Linked DNA regions of Mus musculus: region 1 is linked to region 2. The links are chromatin contacts, found by Hi-C or POLR2A ChIA-PET in ENCODE. All regions are on one chromosome and are shown on one strand. Each heading gives the region's core, a stretch centred on a gene start or an enhancer-like site at or near the end of the contact. The rest is flanking DNA. Distances are from core to core; before and after follow the strand shown. Region 1 holds the start of Ube4b (ubiquitination factor E4B). Region 2 holds the start of Kif1b (kinesin family member 1B).

Evidence for each region. A loop is a pair of places that touch in the nucleus more often than their neighbours do. ChIA-PET counts read pairs that join two places held with the same protein, here RNA polymerase II (POLR2A).
Region 1: a map of left cerebral cortex shows a loop between it and region 2 (4-fold over the local background). The contact joins the promoter of Ube4b here to the promoter of Kif1b in region 2. A Hi-C loop is called at or near these places in 1 of 37 maps with a recorded cell type or tissue (left cerebral cortex). POLR2A ChIA-PET finds 5 or more read pairs at or near these places in 1 of 5 experiments (Patski).

Annotation. Positions count from the first base shown.
Region 1 is chr4:149,423,810-149,430,254 of GRCm38, reverse strand. It overlaps Ube4b (ubiquitination factor E4B), which reads left to right and starts at 3,624. Exons shown (of 27, transcript NM_022022.3): 1 at 3,624-4,373. The coding sequence starts at 4,350.
Region 2 is chr4:149,303,304-149,310,501 of GRCm38, reverse strand. Kif1b (kinesin family member 1B) reads left to right here and starts at 2,769. Exons shown (of 49, transcript NM_001290995.1): 1 at 2,769-3,073.

The DNA of each region.
Region 1 (6,445 bases), core at 2,375-4,874, 120 kb before region 2:
TTATTTATTTTACTTAAAGCCAGGTGATGGTGACTCCCCTTTAATCCCAGCATTTGGGAGGCAGAGGCAACTGGACCTCTGAGTTAGAGGTCAGTCTGATCTACAGATGGAGTTTCAAGACAGCCAGAGCTACACAGAGAAACCCTGTCTTGAAAAAAAAATTTTTTTCTGTATATGTATGTGTGTATCCATGTGTGTACCTTGTGTTTGTGTGTAGCTCAGAAGACAACTTTCAGGAGTCAGTTCTCACCTTTGACCTTGTGGAGGAGGCAGGGTCTTTCTTGTTTCTTTGGCTACTGTGATACATACTCCAGGCTGGCTGCTTCTTGAGCCTCAGGCCCACTCTTCAGTCTTTGCATCCCGCTTCACAGCAGGAGTCTTGAGATGACAGAGGAGTAGTGCCATGGGTTCTGGGATGACAGAGGAGTGGTGCCATGGGTTCTGAGGCTTGGCCTCGGCTTGCTTGGCTTGCAGGTCTAGTGATCTTGCCAACTGAGCCATCTGCCTGGCTCACCGTGAGACTGGGAAGAATCATATCGTGTTTTTGTATGTTAATGAGAATATCTGTCTGTCTATCTGTCTGTGCACCACAGGCATATTGGCTGCCTGCTGTGGTCAGAATGTGGTGACAGATCTCCCAGAACTAGAACCGTGGACAGTTGTGATCCACCGCATATGGGTACTAGGAATTGAACCTGGGTCCTCTTCAAGGGTAATAAATGCTCCAAACCACTGAGCCACCATTCCAGCTCTTCTTTCTAGATTTTTAATCTTCTTACAGAAAAATGAAGCAGCATTCCTGTCAAAGAACAAGGGAGCCTTTGGAATTTGTCATGATTTCTGGCCATCACCATATGTAACACCCCTGATGGAGTTCAAGCCTTAGAGTGTTGTTAACTACTTGAATTCCTCCTGCTTGGCTTCAGCCTGATCTCCACAGGGTTACATGTGGTTGCTAACCCCAGGAAATATAAGCCAGTGTGGCTGACTCAAGCCCTGTTCTGTTCTTGTATTTGTGAACCACTCATACAGCATTATGGGCAAAGCCCTACACAAGACACAGGTGAGCTGGTCAGTTAAGGTGTACTAGTCATGACCTTACCTGTGACTGACTGACTGACAGACAGACAGACAGACAGACAGACAATGGGGGGGAGAAACACAGAGAGCTAGAATAAAGTTACATATACAAAAAGGCTTGAGGGGCTGGTGAGATGGCTCAGCGGGTAAGAGCACTGACTGCTCTTTAGAAGGTCCTGAGTTCAAATCCCTGCAACCACATCGTGGTTCACAACCATCTGTACAGCTACAGTGTACTCATATACATAAAAATAAATAAATCTTTAAAACAAGGCTTGAGAGAAATAAGCAATATCTGAGGAAGACTATTTATTATTATTATTATTTTCTGTCCTACAGGGCTTCATAAATACTTAGGCAAGCATTCTACCACTGATTTATAGCCCCAATCCTGGGCAAAGGAAAAAGCTGTGTTCTTCTGGTAGACAGCATGGTAGGTAAAGGCACTTGCCATTAAGCCAATTGATCTGAGTTTGATCCTCAAAGCCCACACAGTGGAAGGAAGAACCAATTTCTACAAGTTGATGTCTGACTTTGCAAGAATGAGGGCCTGAATTCTATCACCAAACCCTATGTAAAAATGCCAGGCTTGGAGGCTTGCAAGCCCCAGGCTGGGGAGGCGGAGACAGGAGGATCTCCAGGGCTTACTGGCTAGCAGTCCAACCTAACTGGTGAGCTCCAGGCCAATGAGAGGCCGTGTTTCAATAGAGGTGGATGGTGTTCCTGAGATGACACCAAGGCTGTCCTCTGTCCTCCACACACACACATATATACATAGATGTACACCTCCACAAACAGGAACATATCCATACATATACTTGATAAGCAAATTAATGCAGCAGTGAGGAAATGACATCAAATCTAAAACCTAAACACTAAGAAGGAATAAGCCATGCAAAGTCCAGGAGAAGAGTCTTTGGGACAAAGGAGACAGCAAACGTCAAGGCCTCAAGGAGGAAAAACTATCTTTCTGAAGCCCAAAAAAGCAGTGCAGTTGAGGCCCCGCAAGAGTAGTTACCAAATGTTCAATTTATTTGATGTGAAATGTGCAGAGTAGGTAAGTCCGGGGAGCCAGAGGACAGATCGGCTATCGGAAGTAATGGCAGGATGAGGAGGAATGGTTATAGTGTGTTGGATGGCTGGGTGGGTGATTAAAATGTTCTGAAATTAAAGAGCAATGATGTTAAAGAACTCTCACTACCCTAAAGCCATTGTATACTTTACTTGTGTGATTTAATCTGAGGCTACATGGCAATTATCATGTTTTCAGAAAAACAATGTAATTGACATCAGTGTAACTAGGGGTGCAAAATGGCTTACACAGAATTCATTTCCTGGAAAGTAGAATGCAGTCCTGAAAAGCCTGCAGCGATTTAATTTTACTCACAGACTCTTTGCATATCTAATAGTCATGTTCCCATTTTTAGCATGTAGCAAACAAATTGTAACTATTTTAGTCACTTCTTGTCCCCTTGGATAAGATCAACTGTAACTCTTTTAAACAGGAGTGGAATGTTTAAGATTATAGTTCAGCTAAGAGTAGCCGGTAATGAACCCTAGCACTTGGGAGGCAGAGGCAGGCAGATCTCTGTGAGTTCCAGGCCAGCGAGACCCTGTTTCAAATACATACATGTATACACATATACATACATTAATGTTATAGTTGGGTAATCTGTGATGGTGGTGCATACCCCAGCGTTCAGGCAGGATTTCAAATTTGGGGCTATCTGAAATACATAGCAAGATTCTGTCTCAAGAACAATTAAGAACGAGATGATTATGGCTTTTGTAAGCCATACGATATATACTTTGTGGCAAAATCTGGATTTTCACGGTTCTGTTAGATTTTTCAATTTGTATTTATACATTGATTGTAAAGTAAGTTTTTGTTGTCCGGCCGAGCTGGCATTACAAAGGGTTAGTTACTAAGTCATTGTTCAATACATTTCTCAATAATTTGAGTCTCTACACCCTTAAAGCAGAGCACCTCTCTAAAAGAACAAGGTAAAATAAAATTAAGATCCTGTTAGTTTTCTTCCATGGGTTTTCCTGGGGGAGGAAAAGAGTGGGACAAGGTATTTGCAGGATGGTGCTAAATGCTCCCTGCAGAAAGCAAATGTGTTTCCGATTCCTCAGTTCTTCTAATGTCTGTAGCCGGCTTGCAGCATCCTGGAGGATTTCCAAGTCACTCCACAGCAGGATCCACATGGGAACAAACTAGCACCGCAGAAACCCAAGGCGCAGGGGAGAGCCCGTGGAAGGGCCATATTCGGATTGGCACATCCTGCCCTCAGCAATTCTACCTGGGCCCCGCCCACCGCGCCCCTCGCCTCCGCTCAGTCTCCATGGTGACTGTCCGCCCCGCCTCCTCCTCGTCTCCTCTTAGCAGCCCCTCTCGCCCCTCCCCCCGCCTGGCGCCGCTCAGGGAAGAGGGGGTGGGGCAGGGGGCGGGGACAGGATGCAAGCGAAGAGGAAATCGGCGGCGCGACGCCCGCTGCTTATTGGCTGGCGAATCCCAGAGCGAGAAGCCCCGCCTCCCCGGCGAGGGTCACGTGACCCCTTTCAAAGATGGCCGCCCTGTTGTTTTGATGAATAATTCTTGGTGGGGCGAGGGGGTAAGAGTAGGGTTGGAGGGGTAGGAGGATTTACGCTTCCAGCGAGGGCTTCGCCAGTCCCGTCCCTCCCCTGCCCCCCACCGGGGTTCTCGCGTGGAGGCGGGGCGAGCCTGGCCTGCTTTTAGAGGGGAGGGGCTTCCCGGTCCGGTGCTGGGCTCTGCCTGGGCTGCTGTAGGGTCGCCGCGCCTCGGGGGCATCCAGTGTGCAGTGGAGCTGTTCCCGCCTGGGCCCAGGGGTGGGACCCGGAGCAGGGTCTGCGGGAGAAAAAAACGCAGCTGCCGCGTCACCGCCACGAAGACACGGCGCGCAGCGGGCACGAGCCGAGCTGGAGACCGCGCCGCCCGCCCTGGGTAACCTGGGAAGCTGAGGGGAGTCAGTGGCGCCTGGAGAGGACCCCATAGCGGTGGCCGTGGCCAGAGGCGGCAGCTCTGGGCGCTTGCTGCTGGAGGAGGCTGCGGCGGTGCGAGCGGCCGAAGCCAAGGCGATTCAGTGCCTCGTGTTCTTAGTTTTTAACCTCTGACTATGCAATTCTGAAACCTCCCCCATTGGGGGACCAGACAGCCCGATAGATACCTTCCACTCTTCCTTTGCTCCCGCCCTGGTCTCAAGAACTGAAGGATCTCTCTAACGCCTTTCACCATTAAGAGGAAAGCGATGGAGGAGCTGAGCGCTGACGAGGTGAGGAGGCTGGGGCGTGGGGGGGGGCACCTTGAAAGGATTACTTGGCAACTCTTTGGCGCTTTGGATGGGGACAGATTTTTGCCCTGGTGGTGTCGGGCTCTTGGGATTGGGGAGGCAACGGAGATGGCATTTTCAAGAATAATGAAATATAATGGAAGTAGTCATTCATCATCAGGTTGGCTGTATTGTAAGAAGCCCTTGGCTCCACTTTGGGCTACCGTCTCAGTATGTTTACTCGATCACTAAAATTCTCCAGAGATAGAGAATGCAAGAGGGTCTCTCGTTTTATTCTCCTTTATTCTCTCTCGTTTCTTCATTCGGAACTCCACTCGCTTTTCTTTCTTTTAGGGTCTGAAGACGGGGGTGGGGTGGTGAGGAGCATCTTGAAGGTGTTCAATCTTTTTAAAAGGGTGTTCGAGAAAGAGGGGCGCGATTTAGATCGTGGTATATTGTGTGTGTCTGCGTCGTCGGGGGTTTTAAAGAACAATTTTGCATAAAATCATGATGTTTAATGGCAGTTTTAAAGGGAAGGATTTGAAATCCCAGATACATGTGACCATTTCATTGTAATAAATTATCAAAGGTACCTTTGTGTTTGAGAGGTAGTTACAGATTCCTTGAGATTTAACATTAACAAAGTGTATATACTTAATAGTTAAAAAGATTCCAGTTAAATTACACTAATTTAACAGATTCCTAATGACTTCTGGTATTATGTTACTTTTGTCAGGACCCCTCCCCCTCAAACTTGGGTTGTACTGTGTGGGATCATCAGGAAAGCAGAGGCAGTTAGGGAACTAGGGATTTCTATGCCTCAGTTGATTTTTTTTTTCCCCTTGTCGTTTTACAAATTGAAAGCATTCCTTTCGAGATCCCAGCTGGCTTAATTTCTTCCCCTGCTTCCCGTAAGCTTCCCCTGCAGTATTATGAAAGTAGTCGTCATCTGTCATCAGGTCGGTTGGAAGAGGCCGGTGCTCCACTTTTGGCTATGGTCTCCTCATGTTTATTTACTCACTAAAATTCTCCAGGGATGGAGCATGCGCGTACGTGGGTGAAGGGTCAGGTAGGGGGGAAAAAAAACCAATCTTGTGACTTGTGATATTTCAGTTGTTAAGTCAGAATTGCTAATTTTCAGTCAGCTAACTTGGTTTTCCTCAACTACAGCAGGAGTGTAATCTTAAATCAGAAAAGCCCTGAGTAGTTTCAGGAAATATCAGGAGATCAACTTAGAAATACTTGGTTTTATGTAGTTTAAAAAAGCATCCTCCCATTTTCCTTTCATTCTAAAGAAACACAATCTGTGTTTTTCTGTAGCCCTTTACTTCTAAAAAGTACTATGCTTTGTAAAAGTTCTTGGTTTAGCGACCTTTACAGATTTGATCTTCGTTAATTTTTTTTTCAAACCACTTAATTTTGACCAGACTATACAGACTGGTCAAAGATACCGTATAATCTGGAAGGTATCTCTTTATTTTGCTCAGTTCTTGAGATGGTGTAACTCTCTTAGTGACCATAAAAGGAACACGTATAACCTTTGTGGAAGAAATGGAAGAAATTTTTTTTCAAGGTCAACAGAACACTAAAATGTATATGAAAAATTAAATTCACTAAAGCAGGATTAGTATAAAGGTATTTTCAACAAATTAGTTGGCTTGACTACAGTGGCAGTACAATTAATTACTGGTCATTTTATTCTCATTAGAAGCCAGAACAAAAATCTCTTTAAAAGCTTTTTTTTTTTTTTCTTTTTTGACTCTCACTGTAGCCCAGGCTGGTTCCAGCTCACAGACCCCTACCTGCCTCTGCCTGAGTGTGTACCAGTGTGCCCAGCTTTAATCCAGGTCCCTTAATTCAGAATTAGGTGTGCATTTCTCAACTGAGATGTTTCCAAAAGTGCTTGTGCCCATTTTTGGTTACTCTGGTAGTAGAAACTTATATGACAGATGTTGTAGGTGATGTTGATTTGGTTAAAAAAATATATAACACTCCGGGCGTGGTGGCGCACGCCTTTAATTCCAGCATTCAGGAAGCAGAGGCAGGTGGATTTCTGAGTTCAAGGCCAGCCTGGT
Region 2 (7,198 bases), core at 1,520-4,019:
TTTCAGGTTCGTCTTGGCCTTCAGGATGCCGCGGCATGAGAGAGCCCCATGCTCAGAGGTAGCCTATTTCCCGGACTCTAGTTTTTTGATATTCTTCCTCATTTTCTGCATTCTGCTTCTTCAAGCAGAAATAGTCTGTTTTTGTTTGTTTAATTGGTTGTTTGGTTTTGTGGAATAGGGTGTCACCGTGTACCCCTGGCTAGCTTACTCCGTATGTAGCACAGGCTGGCTCCCAACTTGTGGCGATCCTCCTGACTCTGTCTCCTGAGTGCTGAGAATTTGGCATGCCCATCATTCCTGGCCCAAGCAGGCTTTTCTTCATAGCTTATTTGCTTAAAAAACTTTATGATGGGACTAGAGAGATGGCTCAGCAGTTAAAAACACTGACTGCTCTTCCAGAGGTTCTGAGTTCAATTCCCAGAAACCACATGGTGGCTCACAACCATCTGTAATGGGATCCGATGACCTCTTCTGGTATGTCCGAAGACAGCTACAGTGTACTCATATACACAAAATAGATAATTCTTTTGAAAAACTTTATGATGTATGAAGATATTAAAATTGTATATATTAATGAGGATGGCATACTGTTTGGACACATAAACACTGAATAATGTTTAAGTTGGGTTTAGCATATTTATATCCTTTAAACATTTTAGAAAGATTTATCTTTTCAATAAAAAACTTGTGTGTGTGTGTGTGTGTGTGTGTGTGTGTGTGTGAGTCTATCTATGTGTTGGCATGTGCACAGGAGTGCAGGTGTCCTTGGAGATGTCAGAGCCCCCTGGAGCTGGAGTTACAGGTGGTTGTGCTTTGCCCAAATGTGGGTACTGGGAGCTCTGGTCCTTTTCATAGCAAGAAGTACACTTCCCTGCAGACCCATCTCTCTAGCGCCTCCTTCTTTATAGCGAGACGGTTGAAGACCTTTCTCCTGGCTTTCTGAAACGTAAGTGTGTCCATGTCAGCAGCTCTTGCTCCTGTGCAAATCCATCAGCGCTTCTCTACCCCTGATGATTCAGCTCCTCTTCCTCTTTCCTTCCTCCTCCTCCTCTTCTTCCTCCTCCTCCATTTCAAGAACGGAAGTCAGGGCTTCCCACATGCTAAACAAGCGCACCCCACTTAGCCACACTTCCATGCCAACTTCTTGCTTTAGGTATTTTATTGATGTCTGTTAAACTTTATTGTTATGGTACAGTGGGGGTGTAAGGTGTGTCTGTGTCAGAAGATGACTGTGTTCATCAGGCACTCTCCATCCACCTGGACACGGGCTCTGGACACCGCACTGGGATCCTCAGCTCATCGGAAGCACTTTACCCACTAAGCCATCTAGGTTTGTTTAAGACAGGGTTTCTCTATGTAGCCCAGGCTGACCTTCCACTCAAATCGTTGCTCCTAATATTTTAAGCAATTCTATTCTGTGTGTGTTTCAGAATAAATGACATCAACTCCTTTTGTGGGAAGGTGGAGTGTACATTCTAAAGAAAATGAGAGCTGGGCTTAGTGGTACGGATCTTTAATCCCAGCAGTCAGGAAGCAGAGGTAGACAGATCTCTCTGTAGGTTTCAAGACAGCCTTGTCTGCTTGGTGAGTTTCAGGAGAGCCTGAGCTACCAAGACCCTCTGTCTTGAACAAACAAGAACAAACAAGTAAATAAACACAATGAGAAGTGTCCAATGAATGTGGAATAGTGGGAGTCTGGAACTTCAGTGGCATGGTGATTGCCCAGAGTCGTTAGTGTAGAAAGTTAATTCTCACGTTTTAGTGTGTAGGCCTTTCTCTACCCAGTAATTCTGTATTAAAGTCAGGGTTGAGAGAAAAAAAAAAATCTTACTTTCAATTTCTGCTAATAAATCCAAACCACATCCTCTAACCTTAAAATGCAGTGTGATTGGCAGGTTGTCATTGTGATATTTTACTAAGCACTGAATTGAGCTGCTTATGAACGTCTGTGGGGCTTTTCATTTGAGCTGAACCTAAATCTGATTTTTAAAAAACATGGCTCATAGAGCTTTTGTGTTCTTATGAGCCCTGGTAACCCCCTCTAGGGGCATCTCTCTCAGGCCGCTCAGTCCATTCACTGGGCGCGATACAAAGCGTTTTGTTCCTGTGCTCACACCAGCACGCCATCTCCCAAGGAGACGCTGAATGCCCACTAAGTCATGCTTTCCCATTACTCATTCCTCCTTTTCTCCCAAGGTGGCGTGTGGGAGGTGTTGTGCTGGGGTTCGACAAGAATAGGCTAGGAAGCTTTCTGCTGGATACACTCATGCCTGAGCGTGGTTCCGTTCCCACCGCGCCGGGCTCGGTGGCTTCACCGTTTGAGCTGTTTTTCTAAACGGACAATGACTCCACACTCGGCCGCTCCCACATAATCCCAGCTCTCCGGATGGCATCTGGACCGTCCAGTCCCGCCCGGTCACTGAGCCACTTTTTGTCCCCTTACGAAGCGGGTCATTCGGCTACACAGGCGCGGCTGCTACCCACTAACACCTTTCCGGGGGTCACCCGGGAGGGAACTCTGGACACCGGCTTCGCCCACCAGGCACGCCCGCACCCGCACCCGCATCGGCTCCCGTACCACCAGGGGGCGCTCGAGTGTCTCCGTCGCTCCGCCGGCACCTCCCGCCCCCTCTTCCAGCCACGCTTTACTATTGGTCATCTGTCTCAAGGTCTTCATCGCGATTGGTCACCTTCCGCGTCGGTCTCGGTTGCTGGGCGGGCCGAGGTGACGCTCGGCGCTCTAGCTCGGGGCGGTGTCCCGCGCCGGCGGCTTCGGGCGGAGTTTGGCGAGCAGCGTCGCGGTGTAGTCAGACGGCAGTGGTCCCGGGAGGCGACAGCTCGGATCCGGGCTTCTCTCTGTTCCTCCGCCGCATCCACAGCCGCGCCCCGGCCTCCCGCCAATCCTCGATGCAGAGCTGGGCGGCCGCGTGATGGGGCTGCGGAGCGGCGCCCTGCGGCTCGCGGCGGCCGCTGCCTGCGCTGAGGTGCGTCGGTGCCCGGCCTCCCGCGCCCCTGCGCGCCTCGGCGTCTTCTGACTCGGCCGGCTCGCCCGTCTGTCCGCAGCGCGGCTGAGGTGAGGAGGCTGAGGTGGGGCGGCCGAGGCGAGGTGGGCGGTGGTGCCGCGGCGCCGGTGTAGGGGGCCGCTCCCGCGGGAGGGACTCCCGGCCGGTGACGGGCCTGGAGGGGGCAAAGCGAGGAAGCGGCGCGGCCGGCCGGGGCTCTGGCTCCGCGGTGAGGAGCCTCGCCCTCCGTGGAGAGACCTGGCCGGCCGGCCGCGAGCGCCGGGCTTTGGTCCAGCGGCCTGCCGGTCCCCTGCAGTGCCCTGCACCAGCCCTCCGCTTCCCCTGGGCTGCCAGGCCCCGCTCTGTCCGCGGGCCAGCAGATCGGTCGCTGTCCCGCCGTATGTGCGCACATTGCAGCTCTGAGGAGCCAGCCGATCTCTCCCCCCTCATCTGCTCTCTCACCCCCTATTGTGGTTGGCATCAGGGTTCCAACCGGGAATGTGGCAATGCCCCTGAGCCCGATGAAGGTAGGAAAGGGCATCCGACAGAGCGGAGGGCGCAAGGGCTGGACGGAGGAAGCGATGCAGAGGGAGGGGGCTTGTTGGATGCTGGCCAGATGGGAGGAAGGCTGGTGTGGGCTCGACGTTCAGCCGACCAGGATCACTCTGGCAGCCATATTGGGAGGATGATCTGACAAATCCTTTAGGAGCCAAGTCCGGTTGCTGGTAGGCACCGAGTGACAGCCCTGGCAGCTTTCAGGGTGACTGGCCGCACCAGAAGCCAAGTTGTGGGGGTTGGGAGGCCACTCAGAGCAAGCTAGTCATTGTTCATGCAACGCAAACCCTCACCGACTGGAAATGCAAAATTGAGCTCCCAAATCACTTTTTCTCTTTGGTGAATTGCTATATGAGCCTTCAGGGTAAACTGGCTTGAAGATTCCATTCTTGTTGGGGTGAAATTCTGTGTTTCTGTCCTTATCATCGCAATCCACCGCTGCTTTGGCCCTCGAAGGCCTGTTGATGTTTAAGGCCACTTTACCATATTGGAGGCTCTTGGCGTATTGCATGGCGTGCATAGATTTGCATAGTATCTCTTCGTGCAGAGATTAGGGAAAGTGGAATAAACTGGTAGCAGAGAAGACTTGCAGCAGTATCTCGGAGGATGCAGGTTGTCATCTTTGTGGAATCTGGAGGTAGCCTAATTTAGATTGTCAACAGATCTCTTGCTTATGTAGCTCTCTCTGGTCCAAGCAGCTGTTCTGCCAACACTAAGCATGCTGCTTTGTGTCATGATGTGCCTGTCTCAACCCAGAGAAAAGTGGTGTTCAGCTTTGAATAACTGTTTAAAAGTGATATTATAGTGGATATTGGACTTAAAGGTTGGCATTTTGTGGATTCGGCTTAGTCATAACCAAATTTTAGCTTGCGTTCTCATTTGAGAAGCGTGGTAGTTGATATTGATTATGAAGTAATTGAAGTTGTTAATGTTCTATTTGAGGAGAGACTTTGAAGATTACTCATCTTGATGTTTTAAAGTAGATTTAGAAATGATCAATAACTGGCTTCAGAGAGAGCCTGTAAATGTGTTTTCCTAGACTTTGATCCTGCACAGGATCTGGAGAGATGGTGTGACTCCTGCCTTCTTTATGCCCTTTAATTTAAACTTCATTTATTATATATATTTGTTTTTGGGAGGGAGTTGGAGCGCTAGCTCGGGTCTTAGACATGTTAGACAAGCTGTCTACTAATGAGCTAGACTCCCACGATCCATGCTCCCTTTTTTAAATGCGTAAGTTCTTTTTTCCCCCTATTTTAATTATCTGTCTACTTAAGAATAACTACAAAAACAAATTCCAATGTTTTTCTATTTCTAAGAAAAATCAGCACACTATTTTTTTTTTTTTTATAATTTTTACCGTTAGGCAATCTCAGTGAACTTTCAACAGACACTAATTTTGTTTTTTTTTTTAATTTGTTTATTTTATGTGTATGAGTGTTTTGCTTGCATGTATATGTATATGCACTGTGTGCTTGTGTGGTGCCCTCCAAGGAGAGATGAGGGTTGGATCCTCTGGACTTGGAGTGACAGGTGATTGTGAGCCACTCTGTGGGTGCTGGGAGCTGAACCAGGGTCCCCCTCAGGAGCAAACAGTGCTCTTAACTGCTAAGCTGTTTCTCAAGACTAAAGTTAGTGGTGTTGGCAGTACATTAATTAATATTAAAAAAATACAGAATGTTTGTTTATGATTCCATATCAAAATAAGGAGTAGCTTTAAGTACATGTAAAGAACTGAGATTAAATATAATTTAAGCTTTTGAAAAAAATTAGTCCTGCTGGGCAGTGGTGGCACACGCCTTTAATCCTAACACTTGGGAGGCAGCGGCAGGCAGATTTCTGAATTTGAGGCCAGCCTGGTCAACAGAGTGAGTTCCAGGATAGCCAGGGCTATACAGAGAAACCCTGTCTCAAACAACAACAACAACAACAACAAATTAGTCCTGATTATAAATCTGAAATGGAGGAAAGATTTCTTGACTCTGCATAGGTCTTTGCTGTTGAATATATTTCTAGAATTTATCCGATTAAATACAGATTTCTTGAGTTTGCATAGGTCTTCACTATTGAATATTTTTCTAGAATTTATCCAATTAAGTACAGTTTCTAAGGCATAGGTCAGACTTTTCCATTTCAAAACCAGATATGAATGCACTTTCTTTTTTTCTACTAAATTAGTGCAGGGAATAAATTATTGCCCAAGAAAAGTCTGTCAACAGTTCCCAAGGCCAAAGCTTTCTAGCCTATTTTTTTTTCTGTTTTGGTCTTGTTCTGTGTACAAAATAAAGGTCAACAATGAACCCTTGCTGCCTTGTTTGTAAACCCCTTCCCAGGCTACTCACTGTAACAAGTCTTTCCCAAGAGTAAGCATATCCCTTCGGTCTTGTAAACTGATGTGATAGAATTCACAGTGCCCTGAAGTTAAAGGTGTATTGTTCCTGTTTCACAGTGTTCTCTTTGGAAGAGGCCTTGTGTGAACAGATAGTGGTAAACGTGTGAACTCCATAAGAGAGTGAATATGTATACTTCTAGAACCTTTATTTTGGTGCAGGGTAGAAGACATTAAACAGATGTGGCTGTGATAAGAAAGCTTGTAGAAGGGGTCTTGGACTGCCCAGAGGTTGTTTTGTTCTGTTTTGTTTTGTTTTTGTGAAGAGCTCAGTGATTGGTTTGTTCTCATAGTGGTTAGAGGTCAATCCAGCCCACAGAGAGACTCAGGTCTTCATCCCAAAATACTGTAAGGCCTACCATTTGTTCTTAGACTCCCTTCGCATTGCAGTTGCATATTCCCTTTACCTCTGATGCACTTAGTGCACTGCTGCTTGTGCTGTGGAAGCGTCTGTGATTTTCTCTTTCTCATGCTGTATAATATTAATGGTCTTATGATTGTTTATGGCTGCATACGAGGTGCAGGTTAAAAGACTAACATCTATGCGTGCGTTGGCAGCACATATACTAAAAGACGAAAACTATTTCTTAGATACAAAACCTTTTTTTGGTTGGCAGGGCTGAGGACTGGACTTGTTAGGCAAGTGCTCTACCCAATCCCCAGCCCCATAAAGCTTTTCCATTTTATTTTACAGTTTAAAATTTTCATGTTTACAACAGAGCTTGACATTGAGTTACATACTTCTGTCATTTTCTCCTTTGGTAACTTGGGCATCTTTTGGCTCAGTTTTCCCTCACATTCAAATTTTATTGTTATCTTTGTGTTGCTAGGCACTGGACCCTGGGCTTTGCATATGCTGAGCTAGGGAATGTGCTCTTGAGCGAGGGCTCTAGCCTCATACAGGTTTTTCACATCATCTCGGCAGATGTCAGTGACTATCTACGTAAACAGTAGCAGCGGCAATAACGAGGAGAAAAGCATTGTGCTCATATTAAGCAGTTTCTATATATCAGGAGGCTCTTCTGTAAGCACATTTATTAACCAAATTCATAGACAGCCATGCCAAGTACATACTGTTATAGCTCTTTCTCATGTGAAGAAACTGAAACCTGCTAAACTTCCCTACCATGACTAGAGCTGGGTTAGTGACCACTGTGCTGAACTTCTTTAAAAACTATCCTTCCCTTAAAATTCCTTCACTTCTCGAGCACTGGCTGGGTTCTTTTCTGGTTACTGTTGTGCCACATCTTCT